Regions from separate parts of the Mus musculus genome. Here region 2 is linked to region 1. Evidence: chromatin loops called from intact Hi-C (ENCODE). Cell type or tissue: heart. All regions are shown on one strand. Each heading gives the region's core, and the rest is flanking DNA. Links, peaks and the distances in the headings are about the cores only.

Region 1 (8,480 bases), core at 310-8,309:
GAAAGTGTCTTCTACATATGCCAGTCACATCCATGCAACCAGAACAGTATGGCGGCCGAAACACATAGCTAGGCTCTCCTGCAAACCTTCCCTTGCAGGTGCACATGGGTGGGGTAAGGACAGCGCTTCTAGGCTGGCCTGGTGAACCCTATCAAGTGAAACCCCCTGTCTTTCACTTACATGCTGGCTAAATAGAAATGATTCTAGGAGCCCAGGAGAAGGTTTGTCCAAGAGACAGGGAAGGTCTCCTTCCTACACATTTGACCATAGGTTGGTACTTACGGAGCTGAGCCACTGACATGTGGCTGGTGTTGGAGTGCTTGCCTGGAGTGATGGTATTTTTACTGGTTTATAAAGGTCAGGAAATATCAGCCAGGAGAGATAGACTTTACTTATCAGTGCTGGAATGGACCAAAATGATCTTAAAATCATCATTAAAATGATCTTTAAAAGACTCTGGCTAATGCTTCTATCCTCAGACAGTGACATAAGGGCTTTTCTTCCTGTGCAGAGATTTGGCCTGGAAGGGGATTTGCTGAGCCCCTGGGAGGAGACAGCAGCTCCTTTCCCTTTGCCCAGTGCTTGCTTCAGGGCAGGCTCAGAAGCTCAGCATACTGCAAACGCTCAAACTAGCTGTATGATTTCAGCTAAGTTTACTACTTTGTGGGTCAGTTTCTTTGTTTGTATAAAGGGAATAATAACGCATGTCCTGGAGGCCTGTCAGCTCCCACCTCTTACACACACACACACACACACACACACACACACACACACAGACACACACACACACACACACACACACAGGTATGGCCTGGTACTGTGAAGTAGAAATGAAGAAATGAAGTTTCACAGGGTAACTTCGAAGGGTATCTGGGGCCAGACTCTTCCCAATGGCTATATGGGTCAGGCAGCCATTCCCTGTGGGTTCAAGTACAACCTGAAGTGTGAGTGTATGTCTGTCTGTCTGTCTGTCTGTGTCTGTGTATACACATGGCATGGGGAGGAGGAGGATCTCAGAGACTCTGAGCAAGACAAGCAAAATCTGCAGCAGGCTCCTTGACTGCCTGAGTAGGGAGAAGGGAAATGTCAGAGTTCAGAAGCACTGACATTTCTCTAGGCTGGGGTGAGAGAGGCTGGAAGCCTTGTAAAATGTTAAGAAATGGCATAGACAACTGTATGTCTGCATAGTACTATTCCAAATGCAGAGTCTCCAATACTCATTCCTCACATGTGAAATGTGAAACCAATCGTTCAAAAAAACAAAACAACAAAAGCCTCAGGAAGGATTCATTTACTAAGACCTAACAACTTAGAAATCTCTAAAATAATAAAAATAGGAAAACGATGCTCAGAGTCTCAGTGTTTAATCGCTGGCATTGAAAGATCCAAAGTGATCGGTACCCTCAGTCCTGCATTTTACACACACACACACACACACACATGCATGCACACACACACACATACATGCACACACACGCACACGCACACACACACACACACACACACACACGCACACGCACACACATGAACCCTTCAGGAATGCTTGAAGTAGAACCCATGCCTTGGGTCTTGGTATTCAGCAGTTGCAAACCAACGCTAGCAGGTGACTGACGAAGCTGCAGTCTGATGGGTGTCGGCTACATCGAAGCAATCGATGTACAATGTACAGGAAGGTGCTGTCCACTTTAAGTGTATGGTTTTGACCCTGGACAAGAGAATGAAGTACATATTTTACATACCAACCCTACCTGGCATACCCTGCCCCCAACCCTGAACTTTCCAGCCTGGGACTGGGTTGCCCTTCCCCCAGAGGATCCTCCTTATATAATCCAGACATTTTGGTTGCTCTCTCTTCTTCTCTTCTCTCTCTGCATTTGTGCCTCTTTCTTTCTTTCTTTCTTTCTTTCTTTCTTTCTTTCTTTCTTTCTTTCTTTCTTTCTTTCTTCCTTTCTCTCTCTCTCTCTCTCTCTCTCTCTCTCTCTCTCTCTCTCTCTCTCTTTCTCTCTTATCCCTTAACCCCCACATCTTTTCCCATAGCAACTTCCCTGGCCTTGGTCCTTGGGGCCAGTGAACTCTCCCAAGTGCAGCTTCCCAATAAACCTGCCTATAATATTGTCTAACCTGGTTTAAATTGGCTCATTTAGCGACAGAAGAATAACATATCATTAAGGGTGGGTCTTGTCCTCTCTATTATTTATATCTAGAGATATCCCTCCAGACACACCCAGAGGTGTGCCTCTTAGATCGACTCCAAATCCTGTCAAGTTGACAAGACTAACTCTCACAACTGCTGAGGTAGGGTTTTAAGACTGGGGAATATACACTGTGCAGGGCAGGGTGGCCAGCTGCTGTCTTCCATGTCAAATAGCAAAAGCAGCTACGGGGTTTACTGAGGCCAGTGCCACGCTCCCTTCCCATGGTGCCCCTACTCCATCACAGAACTCAGTTCTCTGCTTCCTCCACTCGCTGAGACCTTTGGGGATAAAGCACAGTAAGGACATGTGCCGCAGACTTGGGGCTATTTATGGAGGTCAGCCTACAGACCACTGAAGTCCTCTGGTAACTGGATTTGAATGAAAGAAGTCTGAGGAGAAACCAATCTCTGTCCCCTTCCCCCACAAAGTCTCCTTAACTGGCTCCTCAGGAAATGGGGGAGTTCAGCCTGCATACCGCGGCGCCAACCTGGTTGGTGGGAACAGAAAGAATTAAAATAAGGCTCAGATGTGCTCCACTCCCCTGCCCCTTAGGACCTAATGGATCCAGAGAGAAGCGCCACAGTCATTTCCAGCCAAGGTGGGGGTCGGCACTTTGCAAACTCTCCAGTGCTCATTCTATGGCAAGGCTAAGAAAGCATTCTGCCCAGTACCTTGGTTAGAAGGATTTCCTCCCCCCTCCCCCTCTTCTCCCTACCTCCCGCTCTGTCTCCTTCCCCTCCCCCACTTCCTTCTTTATTCCCTCTCTTTCCTAGGTTCCTTCTCTCCTTCCCATAATTCCTTAAAATTGTATCTAATTTTATTTACTTATTTTTAACTAGACTTTTATCACCCCTTTTCTTATTTTTCTTCCCTCTTCTATTTAAAAACCTTGCTTCGTTCATTTTTTTCCTTTCCCAGTCCCCTTTGTTACTGTGTAATTCACGCTAATTTTATTTTTATTAATTTTAAACTTTTATGTATTCTGTGTCTGTTTTGCTGCTTCTTTCTGTCATTACTGGTGGCTAGTGGTTGCCTTTAGCTGGATTTTTCTATATTTATTTATCTCATTTGTTTTGTGTTACTGATAATGTCGCTTGTTCCCCCCCCCCCCCCCGCTTTAAACTGGCCCTGGGATTGAGCCCCCAAAAGAAGGCTGTTCCCTAGGAAGACTCTCCCTTAAAACCGAAAGAGAGATCCTTCTCAACGGATGTGCAAACACCAGCATTTACGCACAAGAAATAGGAAAAGGGAAGTGAAGGCAGCACACAAGACTTTCCAACTTTTCTGTGACAGAATCCCAAGATGTCAAAGAGGAGGAGATGGCAGGCAAAGATCAGAAAGGCAAACATTTAAAATGGTGAATGATTTGAAAGAGGACAGAAATAAATGCCCAAGTCAAGCCCATTATAGGTGGCTGTGAGCCACCATGTGGCAATTCCAGCATTGCATGAAACTGGGTGTGGTGGCTCACAGCTGCCATCTCTACACTCAGGAGTTAGAGGCAGGAGGCCCAGATGTTCAAGGCCATCCCCAGCTACCTTGGCAGTCTGAGGTCAGTCTGAGGCCCAATCATTACCACTGGATGCGCTGAAATAAAAGCAGCACCAGGTTCTAGGCTGAAGTTCTCCATCATTGCCTTTGGCTGAGCCTCGGTGTCTGCATTGGTAAACTGAGGGAATGAAAGTGAGTTGATTTTGAAGACAGTAACTCTCAGTGACAATAGCTTGCTTAGTGCCATAAATTTCAGGCCCGCACCAAAAAATAAAGACTGTTTTGACTCTGATACTTACTGACCAAGGACAGGGATCAATTCAGTTTCCTTCTCAATAAAGTAGGGCTCATGAAGGTGTCTGGTTCATGAGGGTGAAGCTGGATAAAATTTACAAAGCACTTGTGGAATAATTTCTTACTGTATTAAATTTTTTTAATTTTTTAAATTTAAAATTAAAATTCCTGTATAAAAATTTGTATCTTCCAGAAAAGCACTTTAAGACAGAAGGGAAACAACTCAGAATAGCTTCAGGAAGTCCCTGAAACTGAGCAGATTCACTAGGTGCCTTTTCCCAAGACTAAACAATAAAGACTGCTGAGAATCCCTCTCAGACAAGCCAAGCTTGCAGAGAAGATTCTAAGACCAGGCCAGCTGTCTGGAAGAAGCAGATATCAGTAGAGCTGCCAGGAAGGGGTTTAGACCAGCTAAATCACTTGGAAAGTACACTCTCCGAGCTGCCAAGCTGCCCAGCTGCCTGCAGGCTGTACAGTGTGCTCCAGGTTCCAAGATTTTGTGACCTGTCACTCATACTGGGCTTGGTTTTGATGATATAGCTGTGAGTCATTTCTGCTCCTGTAAGTAACCCATAAAACTCATTGGTTCACCAAATTTGATTTTGGTGGTATCCATACGTTGGTCTGTCTGGGATGAATAGATGTATGTGTTGTGTCTCCCAGGAAAGGTCTTGTCATACAGCTTGGCATGTGCTCTAGTATGTAATAAATGCTCAACACATGCTACCTATAACTAGTGCTAGCCTTTCCTAAGTAGAATACTTCATTCACCACTTTGTATAAATTGGACTACATACCCTGCTCTGAAAGGACTGAACAACTCAGAATGTGGCCAGTGGAGTCTGGATATTGAAATATAATAGAAACAAATAGTTTGTCAACATGTTTACATGTGTTATGGCTTGTAACAAATCTCTGAGGCCAGTAGACTAAATTTGACTTCTCAGCCATAGCCCCTTAGAGGCAGCCCTCCATTTTGTCCTGAATAACTTCTCCTCCCCTGAGTGTCAAAGGTAGGAGATGAGGAACGAGGGTCAATCAATCACTAATCAATCGCCATCAGTCACTAATTAGGAAAATGCTTTATGGCTGGATCTTATGGAAGCCTTTTCTCAATTGAGGTTTCCTCCCTTCAGAAAACTCCAGCTTGTGTCAAGTTGGCATAGGAATAGCTAGTACACATTCTAAATCCTTCCCCTGGCAATATACAAAGCCATCAGGAACAGCATTCCTCCACCTTAAGGCACAGAGCAATGCTGTCTGGGCCACACTTACAACTTGGTGCATAAGAGATTATCTACCAAGAGTCCTGCCTTGATCTTTAATCTCCCCCAGTCATTCTCTGGTTGTTGAAACCAGGGTCTTAAGTTGGGGTTGAAACAAGATGGCCCCTGAGCTGGACTGTTGTAGGGTAGCCACCAAGCAGTGTGAAGTAGGGAAGAAAATGATGTGCCACACAAAGGTGTGCTTCATCTGAGCCACTGGAGTCACCAGGACATGAGGGAGGAGGCTGGGTAGTGAACTGGGTAGCCAACCACCTGGATGCCAGGCCTGTCGTGGATCTGGGTCCCAGTGTGCTCCTTGTATCCCTGAGATTCTTTGCCTCTTGATTGTTTGTAACAGCCCTGCTACTGAAGTAGCTTCAAACAATGTATATGCCTTACAAACAAAGGGCCTCCGCATCAGAATATTCCTCCTCCTCCCCCCTCCTCCTTCTCCTTTTTACTCTTTCTTATTTGAGTCAGAGTCTCTTGTAGCCCAAGCTCTGTATGTAGCTTTTTATGACCCTGAGGGTTTTTGTTTTGTTTTGTTTTGTTTTGTTTTGTTTTGTTTTGTTCTGGTTTGGTTTGGTTTTTTTCTAGACAGGGTTTCTCTGTATATCCCTGGCTGTCTTGGAACTCACTCTGTAGACCAGGCTGGCCTGGAACTCAGAAATCTGCCTGCCTCTGCCTCCCGAGTGCTGCGATTAAAGGTGTGCGCCACCTCTGCCCGGCTGACCCTGAGTTTTTAATCCTCCTACCTCCACCTTCTGAGTCCTGGGACTGTAGGTGAGGGTCACCACGACCAGTTTACGTTGTACTAAGCATCAAACCCAGGGCTACTTGTATGCTAGGCTGTCATCTACTAACTGATCTGTGTCTCCAGGCCCCAAGTATGTACAAATCTTGAGCCATAACTGTTTTTCTTTGTGTATAGCAAAGGGACAGATGTACAGCGACTCTCCAAGCGTTACCTAGAGGAGACATTGTTGGAAGCTTGTTACCGCTCCCTGTGCTATTAGTGTTTACGAGCCAGGACTGTGTGGGCAATGCTGGCTGATGGCAGTTTAGGAGGAAGAGCCTCTCTGGGGATGGAACTCAAACAGCTGTGTAGGTTGGAAGGTCAAGGTGGTCCAGAGACACTGGGGAGAGAAAGATGAAGGAGAGAGATCCACTTGGAGGATCACACAGAACTGGGTCATGTTTGTCACGATGAGCTTGGGATGAGATTCTGAGATAGACTAGGGAATGGCTGCCTGAGCACATTTCTCCTGGTTCATAAAGGATGGTCACAGTGGTGAAGGTACTCAGAGATGGAGGTCGGGAAGCAGTCACCTGCATATCCAGGTCATGAGGAGAAGCAGAGTGCCAGTCAGGAAGACTGGCTGCCCCAGGGAGCTTGAGTTATTTGAGAAATTGTTTCTCAAATAATAAAGAATAATAATTCAGAGAGTAAACAGGCAAATGAAGTAAAGAGATGGTTCTCAGAATAAGGATAAATGGCTAAAAAATACAGTAATAAAAGTGCTCGTCTTTAGTAAAATCCAAAGCACACTGAGGTTCTTTCTCAGCTCAGTCACAATGGCTTGCATCAAGGAGACAGAGATGCCGAGGGAGCTGGGGGAGGGGATTTAAATAAGTCCAGTAACTATGGAAATCAGTACGAAGTTTCCGCAAAATCTAAAAATATAATCACCATACTATCAGCAATACCACTCTTGACAAATTAACAAGGGCTTCAAACGGCACGTGGCAAGGATCCCTGTAGCCCCAGGCTTCCTACAGCCCGGTCCACAGAGGCAGAGTTAGGGTCAGCTGAGGCATCGTCCTCAGACAACAGTGTATGGAGAACGTGGCCCGTGCACAGAACAGTATACGACTGAAAGGAGAACAGAGTCATTCGCAGAAAACGGACTGAGCTGGAGATCCTCATAGTGAGTGAAATAAGTCAGACTCAGGAAGACAGAAAGGAGTTTTCAAAAGGACAGTCAGTTGGGAAGGAGAGCAAGGGGCAGCATATGGAGTATCCTGTGTATGAAGAAGTCATGATGAAGCACATGAGTGTGCACTGACCTTTAAAAAAGGCAGGAAAGTAGAAGGTGGAGATTTTTTTTTCTTTTTAAGGAGGAAGGGACCCATGGGTATGTGGGTATGCGTGAGAGTGGCAGAGGAGGATGGGAGCAGATATGATCAAAGTTGCAGCGAAACCCATTATTTTATTCAATTAATATCCTCTAATAAAAATCAAAGATAATTTGTTTAAATTCTAGATGTTAAATTTGTTTAATTTCACATTTGCTTTTCAGGATGTGATGTCACTGATAACAGTCGTCCCCAGTGACAGTCAACCCCAGTGATGGTTGTTAGCATCAGAAGCTGTTTACAACCAGCCTCTGAATCCAGGGATGACATCATCCCTAGGCGACAAGACCAGTCTGAGTCTGCTGCCATGGCAACCATAGCACACCCTCTGCGCATGCATTACCTGAAGTTACCTGAATAACCAACTGAGTGGTTGTGGTGGTCCTGACTTTGTCCCCTTTGTGGTGGTGCCTTTGTCCTCCTCCCCTGAGGACTGAGTTGTAAACTGTGTCAGTAGATTGATGACAGGAAAAACCTTGGTCTTTGCTTTTTATTTTCTGAATATAATCTTTTTTTTCTAGATAATAACTATTCCAAATGATATTTTTAATATGATTGAAACAGACACTTTCCTGATTATATTAATAACATATATGCATTACTAAAAATTAGGAAAATTAATAAGAAAGAAGGCATTAAAGCACATAGCCCTGCTACCGAGAGACAAATGCTATTAACATTTTGATTGTTTCATATTTTAATTTGAAGTTGCTTTTTTCAAGGTTCTCTCTAAGAGCACTTTAAAATGAATATGTAAATATATTTAAAAGTTTATTATATACATATTTGTATGTGTAATTTTATGTCTTTTTGCCAAGTGAGGTTATATTGTAATTTTCCACAACATTAAGTATTCTTTGGTGCCGGGCGTGGTGGCGCACGCCTTTAATCCCAGCACTGGGGAGGCAGAGGCAGGTGGATTTCTGAGTTCGAGGCCAGCCTGGTCTACAAAGTGAGTGCCAGGACAGCCAGGGCTACACAGAGAAACCCTGTCTCAAAAAACCAAAAAACCAAAAAACAAAACAAAGTATTCTTTGGAAATGACATTTCGGTGACGTTTTAACATTTTGTCATCGGTCTGCACCATCTTTCCGTGTCA
Region 2 (8,480 bases), core at 378-8,377, 420 kb before region 1:
GCTAAGGGCTGAGTCACACTACAACTAGAAACAGATTTTTTTTTCAGTAAATAACACAGCCTCGGGGTTCACAGTGTGATCAAATACCCTTCAACAGTGTCTCATTCCTTAAGCCATGATGTTAAGTCCTATAGAAAGTCAGTATAGTTATCCCTCAGTGAATTCTAAGACAGGAGAATCCTAGCTTGGTCATAAGCCACCAAGGGGAAAAAAATACCACAGTGGAATAGCCACCCGGTATGAATGAAAACATTCCCCAGTTTTCAGTTGGGGAAATATAAAGCAATTTTAGAGTGTGTGTAACAAGAAAAGAGTTTCAGCTAGAGCGGCCAAAGAGCTGTACCCTCTGAAAGGAGGGGAAGTTGATCTCCTGTGGCCACAGCGCAGAGGGCAGATGGGTGCCGTACGTTAGTGGGGGGCATCGGATCTAGCCAAGTTGCCAGGTCTCTTCCATGGCTGCCACTGTTCTGGAGTACAGTGGCCAGGAGCCAAGGTCAGGGCCACTGACCAGGAAGTGACTAGGAAGTGACCAGGAAGTGACCTTGGTAGGCTTGAGCAGCTTCCAGCAGCAAAAGCTTCAGGAGAGACGTCTCTTCCCCAAAGTGCTACACACAGCTCTGTATGACAGACGCTGTCAGCTCTCAGACGATCGTTGGTGAAATAGCTCTCCTGCCCTTGATTCCTTGTGACAGGGCCTTATATGCATTTTGGGGTGGGGTGGGGTCTAAGAGCAGATGCTTTCTATTGGCTTGGTCTGAGATGTTAGGGATGCTTCATCTGCTTGAGGAAGGGCTTTGGATGTTGCCCCTATGTGACTGACTGTCACAGTCCTCTCCATGGGGTGTCCTGGTCACATGTCCCAGAACAGGAACCTGGTTGGAAGTAGATGAAATACCTAATGCTCTCAGGTATGAGAGAACTGGGGTTTCTGAATCCACTTGACCTTACCAAGTTTTCTGTCTGATGGCACAGTCCACTGCCCCACAGCTGAACCCCCCCCCCCACCCCGCCCAGGCTTCGTTGGAAGAGCCCTCCAATAATATATTACAAGGATAACAGGAATCCTCTTTATTTTAAGCACCATTTGGAAATGTTACTTATTCCATCTCACAAACACCATCAGGGCTCCTGGGCTGTAAGCTTGCCAGTTGAAATTCTCTTTATTTCCTTACCTACACTACTGCCCACCACCACCACACAGGCATGTGTGGGGGTGTATTAGCCCCATGCACCCCATAATCTGCCTCCCTCAGAAGCTGAGCAGTGGAATCACCCACCCACACCAGAACTAGCAGAGCTCGACACCAAATAGCCAAACCCAGGCAGAGTGAGAATATATAATCTCATTGTTCACACTTAGGGCATCAAATCCAAGTAGCTGCATAGAAACTTGCAGTGCCAGACTCCTTAGGAAAACACCCTACCAACACAGAGGAAGTCTGTGGTCTAGAAAAAGAAACCAGTTCAAGGGAATGTGAAGTTCTTGGGAGGAAACAGGCCAAATGAAAGCAGACTTATTTTAGCAACTCCTCTTCCTCCCTCCATATCCAGTCACCCACCACTTCTGATGTGTTTCATGTCTGAAATACATCAAATCCATTTGCTTTTAATATCCTTATGATGCACACAGCACACATATTTACACACTGTCTGCACACAACTACCTAGTATTTACCCAATAACTCCCAGATAACTGCACAGCACCTCAGGATTTCCACAGAGCAGCCTTCTTCCTGCTACAGCCTCATCTGCCTGCATCCCCCCTTCCCTGGATCCACCATGTTCACCAACAGCTTCACTCTCTTGTCATTTGCCTGAAATGATCTTCAGCGACCCAAAACACTTTCCAGTATGTTCTCCAAACCATAGTACATACCTTCTACAGGGGCCACGTGATTTGTGAGTTTCCCTGTGTCTTCTACCATTCATTGTAGAAGTTCCATCTTCTTCCCACCTATGTCTGTGTAGCCCAGATCATAACTATATCATAGCAATTTGTTTCTGGTTAGAGTATGAGCCTCTTAGTCAGCAAGGGCCACCTTATTCGTAGTCTCTGTCACTGTATGCTCCACGGTAAAGTGCTTGGTACTCACAGGTACTCCTTACATACCCAGTGGGTGGGTACGTGGGTAGGTGGATGGATAACTCATTGCTCCTTCCTGACATATCTTTTACCCCGCCCCTGCAACATAATATTATTTTCCTGAATGGGGTGGAGGGTTTTTGGGACAAGTTAAACACAGGGCATCTTTATTTTCAGTGGTCCCTGGCAGTTTGAGAGAGAGAATCCAAAAGATGGAGAGAGTGGAAGCATCAAAAGATAAAACACGCAAGAGACACAGGAGAAGAGTTCTGGGGACCACAGGAGAAAGGGCAGAAAGGACATCTGGCGAGCACGTGAAGGAAAGACATCGCGCTAGCACGTGGAGGAGAAGACAGCGGGAGGGGGGCGGGGGGAAGCACGCGGAGGAGAGGACATGGGGCGAGCGCGTGGAGGAGAGGATATTGGACGAGCGAGGGGAGGAGAGGACATGGGGCGAGCAGGTGGAGAAGAGGCCATTGGGTGAGCATGTTGAAAGAACATCTGGCGAGCGCTTGAAAGCAAGAAAGACAAGCGTAGGGCAGAAGGAGCGAGCATGAGCGAGCAGTGCGCCAAGAGAATGAGAAGGATGGAGAGCTGTTCCTAGCAAAACCAGGGGAAGGGGGGACCTAATAAGAAGCAATTAGAAGGAAAGTGAAAAGACTTATTCTAGGAGTTTGGTGTTAAAAAGCAAATGAAGTGGAAATTTTGTAAGTGTTAAACTCTACCCAAAAACAGTATGAGGGGAAATTTTCACACAGTATAACTTAAAACAAGTAAAAAAAAAAAAAGTATAACAAATTTGTGTTTGGATGATAGAGCATACAAGATCATAATTAAAACACTTTACCAACGCTAATTAAGGTAGGTAGGTCAATGTTATTGGCCTGTTTTTTGGTTTTTGTTTTGTTTTGTTTTGTTTTGTTTTAAGTAAAAACAGCCGTTGGAGTGGGAGAGCTCAGAGGCCTCAGCAGGCTCACCCAAGTGTGAACGTCAGGAAAGAACCGGGTAGTTGGACTGCTCAGAGACAGCTCCAGGGAAGAGGAAGCGCCTAAGAAAATCTCCCGGGCACAAAGGGGAAATACAAATGAGCAAAAGACAGATAAGGAACATAAAATGTATTGTTTTTCTGAGAAACATTCAAGGCTTTCAACGCACCATCATGTTCAGCTAGCTGCATCCTAGAAGGGCCAGCGGGCAACTCCACTAAAGAAAGAGAACTCTAGAGTGAACCTCAAACTCATGCTGGTTCCTGACTTAGACCCAGGGCCAGAGACATTCAGAGACCCCAAAGGAGACCTTAGAAGTCCAGGAATCCTGTGCTAGCTCAAGTAGATGGCACATCTCGGTGGCCTCTTCCTGACTTCCATGCTTCCAAGCATGATGCGTCTTTATATGTAGGTAGGACTTCCAACAATGCCACTAAAGCTTTGGACACTGGAGTCTCCTGGATGCCCCCACGTTCTTGTGTCACAGCCATTAACTCTGGATTACAAAGATCTAGACTATAACCCCCTGGAGATCAGAGCAGCCTTCCTTACTCCTTGAATACAACCCCCATCAAGAGGCCCATTCTGGAATAATTGGCAAATAAATTTGGTGATGGAATAGATACATAAGTAAATATATCTTTATAAATTATAAATTATAATTATATATACACATACATATCACATATACATGGGCACAGACCCCTTGAGGGTTTGTGACAACCCTTAGGACACCTAGCTACAGTTTGAAATATCCACCACTAGATGGCACTATTTTAATGATACAGTAAAGCCTTTTATCTGATGCGGCCGCTGTCACAGGCGAGGTTGATGCAAAATGTACATTCCAAAAGTCAAATGTTCCTATCCTGCTGCTGCTTACCATCTATAACGCTTAATGTGATCCTCGTCAGAGGGGAACGACTTCCAATCAGTTCTCAAGTCTCCAACCTCACTGGTACTGCTGCCCAAAGCGCCATTGGAATGTTGGGTGTTTTCAATAACCTGTGTCATTTGTTAGATTTGTTATCGTTACAGTTGTTTTCAGTCTCATATTGAAGGACTTCAATGACACCCCTGCGGACAGCCCTAGACACGACTGCATAAGCGGACACCTGCTGGAGTGTTGGTGAAGGTCTGGGTTTGCCTCCTGGGCCATGGACACGCCTGCTGATGATACTGAGGCTTCATGGTGGCAATGTTACATTAGTGAGCATGAGCAGTCTTCCAGGACATAGAACCGAAAACAGGTTCCTGAGACAGATGAGGAGTGGGAAGGTGGCTGAAAGTCAAGGAGCCGACGCCTCCGGGGACCCCCTAACCCATTCGTCAGGGCAGAAAAGCTCCTCTATTCAAGTGTTAGAAACCCATTCTCCTAGTAAAAAGACAAAAATAATCAATTGCTAGTGATCTCTCATGCCTCCCTCCCTCCTCTCTCAATAGACAAAGATAATAGACAAGGGGCAAGTGATAGAGGTGATAGGTCATTGTAGCACAGCACACGTCTGCTTATTTATGTTTCGTACTCTTCTAAGTGGGATTGATTCTGCGAAATAACTTTTCATTTTGACATCACAAGGGCAACTGAGCTCTAGGTTCTTGAAGTAGCCACCCCCCCAGCCCCACCCACAGTGCTGCCCACAGTCACGGCCCCGCCCACAGCCCCAGTATGGCCCCGCCCACAACCCAGCCCCAGTTTGGCTCCACCCACTGCTCTGCCCAGACCCTGCCCACAGACCCCACCACCAGCTCCATCCAGCACACCCTCCAGTTCAAGTGCTTGCTTGTGTGCTTGTGGCCGCCTGCCTGCCTGCCTGCCATGGCCCTGAGCCTGTCTCTCCCAGCATCCGTTCTGTCCTCCTACTCCCAGCTGCTCACATGGCCGCTGGTGCATCTGAGAACACAGTGAGGAACACGTGCTCTGGGGAGTGAACACTGTGACTGTGTCTTTTGAACCCTCTCACAGCACAGCTCAGAGTAAGTGTACATGAAGACACAGGAGGACATGTGAGGACACAGGAGGACACATGAGTTCACATGAGGACATGTGAGAACACATGCATGCACATGAGGACACATTCGTGCACATGAGGGCACAGGATGACACAGGAGTGCACATAAGGACACGTCAAAAACGTGAGGCCACTCGAGGACATGTGAAGACACAGGAGCCATGACTGAGCTGGAAGTCACATGAACTCACCCTTGTCAGAGGTGGAAGGTGGCTAACACCTGACCCTCCACTCAAGCCTATGGTCCCACATTGAGTTCCAGCAATAGCCTTTCCTCCCTAACTTCCTCTCTGCTGACGTTCTGGAACACCAATGCCCAAGGACCAGTTCACATTTTCCTCCCCCCTTTCCCCCTCACCACTCCATGCCTTGGCCTAGCTCCTCCCTTCATCTCCACGGTAACAGTCAGCCCCTGTCTCCCCCCCCCCACACACACACACACACAACCCCCCTTCACACACACAGCACATCCCTGACACAGGTTTATGAGAGTGAGAGCTTCTGTTCACTGACCAAGTTTTACTCAGAGCTTTTCACAGTAGAAGTGCTCAGTTCTTTGACCATTTACAGACACATACAGGGAAAGACAGCAATAATGGTGGTGATGGTGATGATGGTAACGGTGATGATTGATGTGTTTTCAAAAAGATAAAGAGGGGGGAGATATGTTCTATGGAGGTGTGGTGAGGTATGGGGGAAGGGAGTGCCTCAGTGGGCCCATGCCAAGGCATCCCTTCCCGCTGAGGGACCAGGCACAAATAATATAGTATAGAAGAGAGTTTATTCAGGGCGTGGGGAGGGGAGTTAGGAGGGTAGTAGAGGCAGAGAGACAGAGATACAGAGAGACAGACAGACAGAGATAGGGAGGGAGAGAGAGAGAGAGAGAGGGGAGAGGAGAGGAGAGGAGGGGAGGAGAGAGGGGAGAGGGGAGAGAAGGAGAAAGAGGAGGGGAGGGAAGAGGAGAAGAGAAGAAGTAGAGGCAGACCTAGAGAACATGGAGTGGGGGAAGGGAATGGGGGAAGAGAGGGAGGAAGGGAAGAGCTCAAGGAGGCAAGCAGCCCCTTTTAACTGTTGCCAGGTAACTGTGGGGCGGAGCTTAGACAGAATGCTAACAAAGATGATGACGGTGTTGATGGTAACGGTGCCGATGATGAGGTAATGATGATGGCGATGGTGATAGTGTAATAAATATCAGGAAATGTTAAGTAAAACTGAAGGATTGAGTTTGAACTAACCAGGACCTACAAAAGTATTTGCTTTCCATGAGTATCCTTCATTTCCGAACCACTGTTTTCTTGAATTGTAAAATGTCGAATGCTGTGTGAACTGGGCCCGAGTTACGTACACTCAACTATAAAATCAGTGGAGGGAAAATGAAATTGTCCAAGCTTGAGCAGAGAAGACACACGATGATGGTTTAGCACGAACCTAATTTTAGGGATGACAGATCCCCGTGCTCTGAGACCTGCCTGGCTTCCTACCCAGATGGGAGACTCTGTGATTTGTAATTTCAGGAATGATGGCGGGAGATCAATGTGCCGCCCCTTCCAGGCTGCATTTGCATTTTAATAGAAGACGTCAGGGCCTCTGCCTCCTGGGTGATCCATGCTGGAACCTCAGCCCTCCTGACGACTCTGGGAGGCCTCTTTCCTACTGTAGGATGGCGGCACACAGGCAAGGCAAGCCCAGAAACCGCTGAGGCCATTTGTGCATGCACATGCTTAGGTACAATTTGGTGTTTGTGAGCTAAACATTGCTAGTGTTCTTGGGATATGCGTGTGTACTGATAACAAATGAAATGGCCCGAGGAAAGCTGGGCATAGGACACATGCTAGATTCGGCACTTAGGAGATGGAGATAGGAGGATCAGGTGTTCAAAGCCTTCCCCAGCCACATAGCAAGACTATCTCAAAACAAAGGAGAAGGAAAAAGATCATCTAGTGGATAAATAGGAGCAAGGTCAACATTCTACAAATGAGAAGAATAGGCTCGTGGGTAAATGTGTCATATTAGGAAAAGGGCAAGAGCCAGGGCGCTTCACTTCCCAAAGTGTGTGCTCACACACCAAGAGTGTGACAGTGTAGACTCTGTGCTCACACACTGACTCTGTGACAGTGTAGACCCTGTGCTCACACACTGACTCTGTGGCAGTGTAGACCCTGTGCTCACACACTGACTCTGTGGCAGTGTAGACCCTGTGCTCACACACTGACTCTGTGGCAGTGTAGACCCTGTGCTCACACACTGACTCTGTGACAGTGTAGACCCTGTGCTCACACACTGACTCTGGCAGTGTAGACCCTGTGCTCACACACTGACTCTGTGGCAGTGTAGACCCTGTGCTCACACACTGACTCTGTGGCAGTGTAGACCCTGTGCTCACACACTGACTCTGTGACAGTGTAAATTAACTGTGTGCTGAGCACAGACGCTCCCTCCTCCTTCTACCCCATCACAATCCTGGAAGTGAAGACTTAGAATGTCTCAGAAGGAGGAGTGTGATGTCACCAAGCTGTTGGAAAGAATATTCTAGAGGAAATACCAGAGGCAGAACATGAGGTAAAATGCCGTGGGAATCACAGGGAGCTATCAGAGTAAGACACTTCGAGAGAATATGGACCCAGGTATAGAGGTGTGTGTGTGTGTGTGTGTGTGTGCACGCGCGTGCGTGGATGTGCATCATGTGTGTGGTGGGGCTGTTTCACCAGGTCAAGACCAAGGAGCTGACCCTGTCCCACAGGTGCTGAGGGACCAGTACCATCATGGCAGCAGAGTAGAGTCGGGCTAGAGATGTCATGGAATAACTCTGATGACCAGTCTCCAACTTCTTGGTTTGCCACTTGCCTACAATGACCTTTCACCTCCTTCATAGCAAAGTCCTTTGCTGTCATTGTTCTTATGTTGTGCATCTGAGGAGGTCAAAGTCAACCTCAGGCATTGTTCCACAAGGTGTCATTCACCTTGACTTTATTTTGTTTTTAGGTTTAGGGTCTCTTCCTCAATCCAATAGGGTGGCATGGCTGACCAGACGGCCCCAGGGATTTTCCTGACTCCACAGGGTCAGTGCTAAGATTGCAAATGGCGACCACCATGCTGAGGTTTTTGTTTTTGTTTTTAAAATCTGGGTTCCGGGACCTGAATGCAGGTCCTTGTGGTTGAGTGACAAACACTTTATCACTGAGCTATCCCCTCAGCCTCCTTCAAGACAAAATTTAGATGACAATCAAGGTCAGCTCATGATCCATCACTGAGGGAAGTTCTTGTCAGCCTCTCATAACCCAGCCGATCTTTATCTAAAGCCCTGAGCAAGTCCAGTCTTCTCAACTGTGGTTCACACAGCTCCTGCTGGAAACAGCCTTCCAGACCTCCAGAGGCAAGAGCACCCAGAACTGCCAGGTG

What was found. A loop is a pair of places that touch in the nucleus more often than their neighbours do. Peaks named below come from ENCODE experiments on the same cell type or tissue, not always from the same donor. Only the 100,000 strongest peaks of a DNase experiment are listed, where the experiment ranks them.
Region 2: a loop joins it to region 1, with 6 times the contacts of the local background. A loop is called at or near these places in 15 of 42 quality-filtered maps.

The regions. Positions count from the first base shown.
Region 1 is chr5:106,781,659-106,790,138 of GRCm38, forward strand. No RefSeq gene overlaps it. Among named protein-coding and RNA genes, the nearest start is that of Gm33327, 17 kb to the right of the region's middle. In heart, for the core only: a CTCF peak has its summit at 3,637; no DNase peak of the experiment used is centred there; H3K4me3 peaks cover 1,410 bases; H3K27ac peaks cover 1,091 bases.
Region 2 is chr5:106,361,377-106,369,856 of GRCm38, forward strand. It overlaps 4930458A03Rik (a long non-coding RNA gene), which reads left to right. Exons shown (of 3, transcript XR_880514.1): 3 at 2,261-2,795. Among named protein-coding and RNA genes, the nearest start is that of 4930458A03Rik, 22 kb to the left of the region's middle. In heart, for the core only: a CTCF peak has its summit at 3,822 (motif pointing right); no DNase peak of the experiment used is centred there; H3K27me3 peaks cover 266 bases.